Regions from separate parts of the Homo sapiens genome. Here region 2 is linked to region 1. Evidence: chromatin contacts called from ENCODE Hi-C or POLR2A ChIA-PET data. All regions are on one chromosome and are shown on one strand. The core of a region is the stretch at or near the end of the contact, and the rest is flanking DNA. Distances in the headings are between cores, read along the strand shown. Region 1 has its middle 7.5 kb from the start of ITGB6. Region 2 overlaps RBMS1 (RNA binding motif single stranded interacting protein 1).

The links. A loop is a pair of places that touch in the nucleus more often than their neighbours do. ChIA-PET counts read pairs that join two places held with the same protein, here RNA polymerase II (POLR2A). Pooled maps may share reads with other maps.
Region 2: a map of PC-9 shows a loop between it and region 1 (3-fold over the local background). The contact joins two enhancer-like sites. A Hi-C loop is called at or near these places in 1 of 168 maps with a recorded cell type or tissue (PC-9), 2 of 37 single-sample maps with no recorded cell type and 4 of 50 pooled maps. POLR2A ChIA-PET finds 5 or more read pairs at or near these places in 2 of 52 experiments (CD4-positive, alpha-beta T cell and activated CD4-positive, alpha-beta T cell).

The regions. Positions count from the first base shown.
Region 1 is chr2:160,205,320-160,210,314 of GRCh38, forward strand. No RefSeq gene overlaps it. Among named protein-coding and RNA genes, the nearest start is that of ITGB6, 7.5 kb to the left of the region's middle. RefSeq lists enhancers at 4,250-4,339, 4,480-4,549. Within about 2 kb of position 2,897, at least 29 of the 41 ENCODE cell types and tissues checked have a DNase peak (open chromatin) inside an H3K27ac peak, as active enhancers do.
Region 2 is chr2:160,394,918-160,399,912 of GRCh38, forward strand. The region is part of intron 1 of RBMS1 (RNA binding motif single stranded interacting protein 1); the gene reads right to left. Among named protein-coding and RNA genes, the nearest start is that of MIR4785, 10 kb to the right of the region's middle. Within about 2 kb of position 2,459, at least 4 of the 41 ENCODE cell types and tissues checked have a DNase peak (open chromatin) inside an H3K27ac peak, as active enhancers do.

The DNA.
Region 1 (4,995 bases), core at 1,647-4,146:
TTACTTGTGGGTGGTTGAGAGGATCTTACATTCTTTAACATCCAAAGGTTCTGTCATACCATCCACATTTTCAGACAGGTTGGTCAGATTCATTAGATGGAATCCTACCATCCGGATTGCTCAGAACCCCAGCCTAGGGGGCTGTGACTCCATGTGGGAGTCTGAACCTCCTCAAGGGGCCTCAGCTAAGCAGCAAGGGGGTGGAGAGAGCAGCTCAGAGCTCAGGGACACAGAGCTTCTGCACTCCGCCCCTCTGCTGGTCCTGACTTCGGAGACTTAGAAATGGGCTGTCCTCAGCGGTGCTCTGACTTCAGGAAGCCAGTGAACCGGTGTCTGAGTCACTGCAGTTAGCTTGAGTCTCTCCCAGACCCAGCCATTCATCCACATCAAATAAAGACAGTCCAGGCCCCAGCTGGGCCTGCCCCGGGGCACCTCACAACACTCCTGGGAGAGGAAATCCTGAGTCAACCTGGCTGGGAACCAACTGGAAACCAGGGACTTTAGTCATGGCTGTCTGCTCTTGGGCGGGCCTTGCTGTGCTACCTGCTTCATCTGAAGTACCGGTGACAAGTCTTCCACCTCCAGGTGTCTTTCTGTGAAAACGTTTCATTGCGAGTAGCTAAAAGAAGGCAAGGTAAATGGCTGCTTTGTCTCTGGGTCTCACTCTGAGGTAGCTCCAAAGCCTTGCACAGTGGGTTGTTTGCAGAATTCTGTGGCTGACTTGTGGTTGTACATAACAGGGGGAGCAAGCAACCTGGAAGTAGATACAGTTGTTCCTTTTTTTGTGACCTTCAGAAAGATTCCCTTAAAGAAGACTTTCCTGTCATCCTTGTTCACAATGCCCACAGGATGCTAAGTGCTAAAGAAATGTTTTGTGGCCTAGGCCTTACATTCTAGGCTGGAGTTTCCTTTTTTGTTTATTTTGGTAAAATTTACATAACATAAAATGTAGCATTTTAACCATTTTTAAGTATATGATTTGGTGGCATTAAGAGCATTCACACTGTTGTGCCATCCTCACCACTGACCATCTCCAGAACTTTTTCATCAGCCCAAACTGAAACTCTTCACCCATTAAACAATAACTGTCCATTTCCCCTCCACCAACCCCCAGCACCCAGCATTCTACTTTCTGTCTCCATGAGTCTGACTACTCCAGGTGCATCACATAAGTGGAAACATATTTGTCCTTTTGTGGGAATGGCCTATTTCATGTTAGCATAATGTCTTTAGGGTTCATCCATGTAGTGGTATGTGTCAGCATTTCCTTCCTTTTAAAGGCTGAATAATATTCCGCTGTATGGATATACCACATTTTGATGGCTTAATCATCTGTCAATGGATGTGCTGTTTCCAGCTTTTGGCCCTTGTGAAGAGTACTGCGATGAACATTGGCATAGGGATATCCATTTGAGTCCGGCACTTACTTTTTAAAGCCATCATGATGCCCATAATGGGAGGAAGCTGAGTGTAGTGGGAAGAGTTTGGTTTTGGACGTAGGGAGTCCTGGGTTCAAAATTGCAGTCCTGCCAGGTCCTCCTGTCTATCTGTGGGGAGAGTGTTTATCTCTGAACACTTTACTTTTGAGACTATGAAAAAGGGATAATATCCACCTTTCAGTAATATGGCGAAGATTTCATTACACCATTTTGGGATGAGTCCAGGTTTTGTGGGGCCTAAAGATTATACCTTTTGGGAGGCCTTCTTTAAGAAAAGAAATGCAGGCCAGATGTGGTGGCTCACACCTGTAATCCCAGCACTTTGGGAGGCCAAGGCAGGTGGATCATTTGAGGTCAGGAATTCGAGACTAGCCTGGCCAACATGGTGAATCCCCATCTCTACAAAAAATACAAAAATTAGTCAGGCATGGTGGCACGTGCCTATTGTCCCAGCTACTTGGGAGGCTGAGGCAGGAGAACTACTCGAACCCAGGAGCAGAGGTTGAAGTGAGCCAAGATTGCACCACTGCACTCCAGCCTGGGCAACAGAGCGAGATCTCTCAAAAAAAAAAAAAAGAAATGCAAAACTGGAAATAAATCATGTGTGAAAGTGTATATTTATTTCAAATCAGGGGGGAAAACCCATGACAACAGATTACTGAAAGCTTGAAAATTCCAGTCTCTTTGTTTCTTAACATCACCTCAGGCACTTCACCAGAAATGCTTTCTAAAAAACGCTTCCCGATGGTAATCTGGCTTCCATCCCACCTGGAGCCACCCGCAGCTCCCAGATACTCCCAGGCACCTGTGCACACTGGAGCCTAGGTTGAAGCTCTCTCAGTTTCCTGTAAACCCTCCTTTGGTTTCACTTGGGATGCATGTTTATTGTTGCTCATTTTAGTGAGAACTTACCAAGTGCCCGGCATCATTCAATATTGTATTAGGGTAGCCCTATTTTGTTCTCACAAGGCCCCAATAAAATGGGGACTATTCTATTTTCATTTACCAGATAAGGAAACTGAGGCATGGAAAAGTTACACAACTTTCCCTCACTGCTCAGAAAACAGGGCCCTGGAGACAGATCGCTACCCTCCCACCTGAGTTCAGAATCACCCTGCAAACCGCCTCCTGGTAGATAAGAGATGTACAAAGAATCATCAAAAAGATGCCAACAAGAAGTGAAATTCCACGAGGAACTTGAAAAATATGTTCGCCTGTCTATCTCAGGGCTCTGGTTCCAGCTCTAGCTCTGTGTCTAGTGATTTCCTTTTGGGTTTGTTTGTTGCTTATCCTGTAGATCATTGGCTGCCAAAAATGAGACAAAGATGTGGTCCTGGATTGTACCATCTTTCTCTGCTTTAAAGTCAGTACAAATCACTTAAAAACAAAATGAAACAAAACATGTTGCCTGGCCCTTCAGGGGAAGCTGAGCCTGCTGGTCAGGAGCCAGGGCCTGGCATTGAGTCCAGGAGAGCACGACTGTGGGCATTTCCTGTGGTCGGGAGATGACTCAGGATGAACTCCGGCCTCTGAGCCACAGGCAGCCCCGGCACTTCACAGTTACCACCCACACCCCACCCTACTCTGGAGCCTGGCAGTCACACTGCCAGCTACAGGGAGCCTGTCCTGTGAGTTAGGCCTGCTCCAGAGGCCCATGCAGTCAGGGTTCAGAAATTATATTGAAGTCTAAAAGAATTGAACTCTTTCTGTCTTTTAGTTTGTGGAATAAATCCAAAGACGAGATTTTCCAGAAAAATACCATTGGATGTGAATTTATTCTGAATTGACTCTGAGAACTAGACTCGTTAGGCCCCTTTTTCCTATCTGTGAAACAAATAGCAAGACGTCACATGAACAAACACTGATTGCCGAGTGGTTCACTCATTCACAGCTTGCAGAGCTGCTGAGCCTTCTTTTTTCATTTACTCATTTATTGCTTCAGCAGCCGCCTGTGGAGACCCCACAATGGACCAGGCACTGTTCTGAGAGCACAGTGTTGATTAAAACCGACAGGGTCTCTGCCTCATGGAGCTTACATTCCAGTGGGAGAGACAGACAAGAAACACACGAACAAATAAAGATGTCAGATGGTAACAAATGCTGAGAAAAATAAAGGATGGCAAGGGGTCAGAGAGTGGCCAAGGTGGGGTGGCCAGCAAAGCCTCTCTGCTCAGGTGGTGTTTAGGCATAGCCTTGGGGAAAGGAGGGAGGGCATCGCAGGGCTCTCTGGAGGACAAGCAGTCCTGCCTGTGGGAAGAGCAAGTGCAAGGTCCTGGTACGGGATGGTTTGTGGACAAGCAAGGTGGCGAGCGAGGCTGAAGCAGAGTGAGTAGGTGAACTCAAGGAGTCCAGAGGAGATGAGCCAGACAGGCAAAGGGAAGAGGGCAGCTCATGAAGGAGGGGTGGGTTCGGGGGGGCGATGGTCAGGGCTCCAGATTTGTATTCTGAGTGAGAAGGGAAGCTTTTATGGAGTTTTGGTTGGACATGATGTAGCTTATAAGGTGGCAAGTATGCACAGACTATAAGACGATAAGGATGGAAGCTGGGGGGCCTTATTGCAGGCTGTTTCAGCAGAGATTATGACAGCTTGGTCTATGGTGGGAGTAAAGGAGGAAGTGAGAAGTGTTTGGATTCTGGATATATTTCCAAGATAGACATGATTTACAAACAGATTCCTCATAGGGAGGGAGAGAAATCAAGGGATCAACGATGACTCTAGCAGTTATTGAGGCCCTGAATCAATAACCCCACCATCACCACCAGGGTTCTCCAGCTGTTTCAGAGAGAGAATACCATCTGCTCATCAGCAGAGTCATCGGGAGCTCTAATCTGCTCTAACAACTTGGAGGGTCATGAGGAGTCATAACTCTGCAAAAAGCATTCCATGGTAGAACCAGAAAGGTCTGAACTATGCAGGCCAGTGCTGTATGGAGACTGTTTGTATGCTGTGTTAACATTCCTTCAGTCCAGTGGAGGTCTGATTAGCCAGCATCTTCTGTTCTGGAATTCCCCATGACTTTTTGGTTGCAAAAGAAAACCTGGAAAATCCCTGTGGTCCTCTAGTTCTCTCTAGCTGTGCTGATAGACTAATTGGGGTTAGTTTCAGTAACAAAAGTCTCCCCTAACAGAATAAAAAAATACTCCTCTTAAGAAGGCAGAAGAGATGGGTATATTTTCTTTTAAAAACTCCTTGGAAAGTGGAAGGACTTCAAACTTCTTTTGACCTTAAAGATGCAATTTATTCAGCTGCAACAATAGGGAAAGTTCTAATCCTTTAAAAAGCTGGGAGAAATGGTGGCCAGTAATTATTATCTTTTTATTGTTGTTTTTTTAGACAAGGCCTCACTCTATCACTGGGCTAGAGTGCAGTGGCATAATCCTAGCCTCACTACAGCCTTAAACTTTGGGGCTCAAGCGATCCTCCCACCTCAGTCTCCTAAGTAGCTGGGCACATGCCACCATGCCAAACTAATTAAAAAAATTTTTTATAAAGATGGAGGTCTTACTTTGTTGCCCAGGCTGGCCTAAAACTCTAGATCTCAAGTGATCCTCTTGC
Region 2 (4,995 bases), core at 1,209-3,708, 190 kb after region 1:
TGGATTTTAATTATTTAGGAGTAAATTAAAGGGGTTGAACCCGATAATCTCTAATGTCCTTTCCAACACTAAAATGCAAAAGCTTCTTTTAAATAAGTGGTTCCCAAACTGTTCCAAGAACACAATTAGTAAATATTCTAAAACTAAATTATTCCATGATCAAGTAATTCTAGGAAAACAAATCATGAAGTCAGACAAATATCTCCACTGTAGGACTTCTTGAAGACTTTTTACTGCTAATTTACACTTTTACTCTCCTGGACAATACTACATAGTATGTAGTGTTTCCGAAGTTTCTTTGTAAAATGAGTATTTTAATTCCTTGAACACTTTCAACCTTTAATAGAATCCGTGTATCTTAGTAAGCACAATTAAGGAAAGCAGCTTTGAACAATAAACTTCTGAATTTAAAATCAGATGCTGAAGGCCGGGCGCAGTGGCTCACGCCTGTAATCCCAGCACTTTGGGAGGCCGAGGCGGGCAGATCACGCGGTCAGGAGATCGAGACCATCCTGGCTAACACGGTGAAACCCCGTCTCTACTAAAAATACAAAAAATTAGCCGGGCGTGGTGGCGGGCGCCTGCAGTCCTAGCTACTTGGGAGGCTGAGGCAGGAGAATGGCGTGAACCCGGGAGGCGGAGCTTGCAGTGAGCTGAGATCGCGCCACTGCACTCCAGCCTGGGTGACACAGCGAGACTCCGTCTCAAAAAAAAAAAAAAAAAAAAAAATCAGATGCTGAAAGAAGGAAAATGCTCACATAATAGTCGAGGGCATCTATTTCAGAAACTGTAATAACATCTCCATAGTGTTTACATATCATAAAGCACTTTATCTTACATTAACTCTTTTGACCCTTAACCCTGAGAAGCAAGGACAAATATAATAATCCTCACAAGTCTTTCTCATCACAAGGATTTTCGGCTAGTGAACAGAATGATCACAATTTTCTTCCACGATTATAACCGTAGGCTTTCCTTGACCCTTCCTCCAAAATCCTCTTTTGTATACAAACTGACCTGTTAGGAGACACCCCAAGGAAGGAGGGAAGCATCCAGAGTACCTGTGCCAGGTAATGTGCCACGTGCTGTCACCCAGATGATGTCATGTAATCATCTCAATAACACTGAGTAACTATTACCCCTGGTTTTGCTGCCAAGGAAATTAAGACCCAGAAAGTTTAAGAAATGTCCCTTCGAGTGATAAGAGCTGGGATCCACACCAATGTCCAACTTTTTTTCTTTAAAAGCAACCTGTGTTTTGAAATGGTTTGATAGTGAAATTTTTTTAAATGGACGTTGGCCATGTGGTTCAGTTGAAAAAAATTAACACTTTATTTTGGTTTGTGTTTCATGGTTTGTGGAATCTGTTTGAAATATGATTTGATTTACACAAATATTACAACAGTAGTTAGAGGGAGGTGTAATTTATACAAGAACTTCATCTTAATAATTACAACCACCTCAGTTCTTACTAGGTGCCAGACAGACCCATATGTACTATCTCATTTAATCCTCCAAACAACTCCACAAGGAAGGATCCCAGGACTATTCTACCTTCAAGGCTTTTACCTCAGAACTTCCTCTCTGAAGCAGCCTGTTTCACCTCTCTCTCCCAGGGACTTTTCTTTTTATCTTTTTTTTTTTTTTTTTTTTTTTTTTTTTGAGATGAAGGAAGTCTCACTCTGTTGCCTAGGCTGGAGTACAGTGGCACCATCTCAGCTCACTGCAACCTCCGCCTCCCGGGTTCAAGCAATTCTCCTGCCTCAGCCTCCTGAGTGGCTGGGATACAGGCAGGCGCCACCAAGCCCGGCTGATTTTTGTATTTTTAGTAGAGACGGGGTTTCACCATGTTGGTCAGGCTGGTCTCGAACTCCTGACCTCGTAATCCGCCCACCTCGGACTCCCAAAGTGCTGGGATTACAGGCGTGAGCCACCGCGCCCAGCCGTAGGGAATGTCTACCTGCGCATGCACGTGGCACTCTCTGACCGAGGTCCGGGGACTTTCCCCTAGGCGGAAGGATCTTATCAGAATCTCCATGCCCCACCCTATACCAAAAGCTCATTGTCTTTCTTGATTTCACGTTTCCTTAGCCTTTGGAACAGTGCTCTCAATTTTCAGAGCATACTCATCTTACCAATGTCAAACCCTATATAAACCCATTATCCAGATGCTTTCCCTTACTTATTGCTCGTGGAGGGTCAGGATACCATGCCAACTCGTACCTCTGAACTCCCATGGCTCCTTACTACTGCTTGAGTCATCCTTGCACTCATTTCTGTTTGAATGCTCACCAAATTCCCAAGAGCATTATTCCAAATCTTTTGTCATACTCCTTAAACTGAAAATCCCATCTTTTTTATTTTATAGAATCTGAACAGACAACCTCGCCTCCTTACTGAATCCTAAGCTTTCATAAAAAGGTGAGCTTCACTGGCCTTCCTGCCTTCTCTAGCATAACCCATTTTCTCCTTCCTGTAATCACTGTCAGGAAGACTTCTGAGGAGCCCTTTCCTGTAAGACTAATCCTGCCTCAACCTTTCATAAAAGTAAGCCCTATTTCCAAATATTCCCTCTTTTTTCTAGCACCTTGCTTTACCTACAAACACAGATGCTGAAATAATCTTGTCTCTAGGCTGTCACTTGAAATTTTCAGGAAAAAAACTCTCTTTGGCGTCTGACTTTCCTAAAGACACACCCTCTTCATTCATTCACTCTTTAAACCCTTTGGAATGTGCTTCCCTCACCCCTGCCTCCACCCTCCTTTCCCGCCCCACTACACACACAGGACTCCACTGAGACTTCTGTTTTAAAAGTTTACAAAGACCTCCCAATGGGTATTTCCAATGGCCCTTTACTAGGCTTTTGTCTTTCTTGACCTCTTGGCAACATTTAATGGAGCTGACCACCTCTTCTTAAAACTTTGTTCTCCTTGGCTTCTGTGACACTCTCCGGATTCTCTCAGTTTTGTGCCACTTCTTTCCTCCTACTTTGCCTAAGGCTCCCCCCTACTCCTGCCCAATATAGAATCTGTGCTCCCCGAAGTCTGTCCCATCTCTTGTCTTGACACATTCTCTCCTCGGAGTGCTTTAATCCATTCCCAATGCTCCACCTATTAAATCTGAGAAGTTTCTGTGCTTCTTCCCCAGAGCTCCGGTTCTCTAACTGCTTGCTAGAAATTTCTGCCTGGGATGGCAAGTGGGAAGAATAATGTGTAATTCATGTGGACAAGTTAAAATGGCCAAACCAAACTCACTGCCTTTCCCCCAGAAACTCTTATTTTGGTAGGCTGAATACTCTAAACCACTCACCACTATATCTGCCCATCTTCCATATTCCTTTGAGGTGGGAGATGTTTTAATATAACCAATGTACTTGTTAGACTATAGATATTAAAGGTGACTGTATAATTATGAATGACGTATATTACCAAGAATGAAATTTGCCATATAACAATGTGTTTGAGAAGATCCAGGACAAACACGAAAATCCATGCAGACATGTGAGGCAGCTTCTACTCTGACTTCAAGGTAATCTCAAGGGAGTGGTAAAGAAATGCTTACAACCATCTCCCCAACCAAAATAACTTCTTAAAGTGGTTTTCACTAGGGGTGTGTGATTAGCCATTTAGGCTGGACGATTCTTCCTTATGAGAAACTGAGCTGGACACTGCAGGATATTAAGTATCCCTGGTGTCTGGACACCAGTATCAGAATTCAACAATCCCTCTCCAATTTATTTTAATAGCAAAATAATAACAGTAATAATAATAATGATGATGATGATGTGGAAAATCCTTGTAATAGAAAGGCTGGGTTTTTCCTCATCACTGAGCCCCAGAGCAAAAAAGGTTGCAGTAACTTTTCATTTTCCCAATCATTTACGACTAGAAGCCTACGATGGTCTATTCCCGAGACCTTCCCCTCCCCATCCAGCCAGTCACCAGCCAAATCTTGTCAATTCTTTCTACACAATATCTTGAATCCATTCTATTTAATACATTCACACTGCCACATTTTACATCTTTATTTCAACTGAGACAATACCTTCTAAACTCAGGCTCTGCTCTCACCCATTTTAGCAAGCTTGCTCCTATTGACCTCTGTTCTTCAAACTCTACCCTGCAGTCAACCTAACCTGAACTACCCACTACTTCCCTGATAAAGCCCATGTTTTCTATCTTCAAATCTTTGCTGAATCAATGTTCTTTTTACCTGAAATGTCGCCTTCCATGATGCAACCAATTATCCTGTCTCCTGAGTTAGAAATTTTGTTCAAGTTCTTCTCCCTCTCCTTCCAAATGCAGTCACGAGAACTTTTGGAGGACACAGATCCCTCTGACAAATGGATGAAAGCTATGAATCTCTACCAAAGAAACAGCCAATGTATGCACATTTTGCATACAATTTTAAGGGCTTCCTGTATTTCAGTATCTATAAAATTTGGTCACTCCTCCTGCCTACAATTTAACTGACTTCTTTTGGGTCCTCACTAGCTCTCAGCAGTTTTAACAACTAGCTAGCTGGTTTCCCTGCCCAGTTTCTCCCCTAATGTGCACCAGTATTATCTCCTGCATGCCACCAGTTTACTTCGCAAAGATTCCTGTATGCTTTTTTTTTTTTTAAATCACTTACACCTACAACTCAATTAATTATAACTCAATGTTTCTGAGCCCCTCTTAAACTTTCAGTTTAAACAAAAGAACTATTCACTGTCTTAGAATTGGTCTGATACATTTAACATATAAAACTGAGAATACAAAATAGAGCCAAAGTACTTTCTAGAATATCTGAATTGGCAGGGTTGGGTTGATCACAAATGGTCTTCCAAAAAGGATTTATAGGCAGTTCTCCAAAGAGGAGAGAGACAAAGAGATTTTGTCTTAGAACAGAGAAAGAAAATGCTGGACGATAGGACCGATAACTAAGAAAAAAAGGGGGAGATTTAAGAATCTAAGACAATTCAAAACAATGAGGCTACATATTTGCTCCCAACCT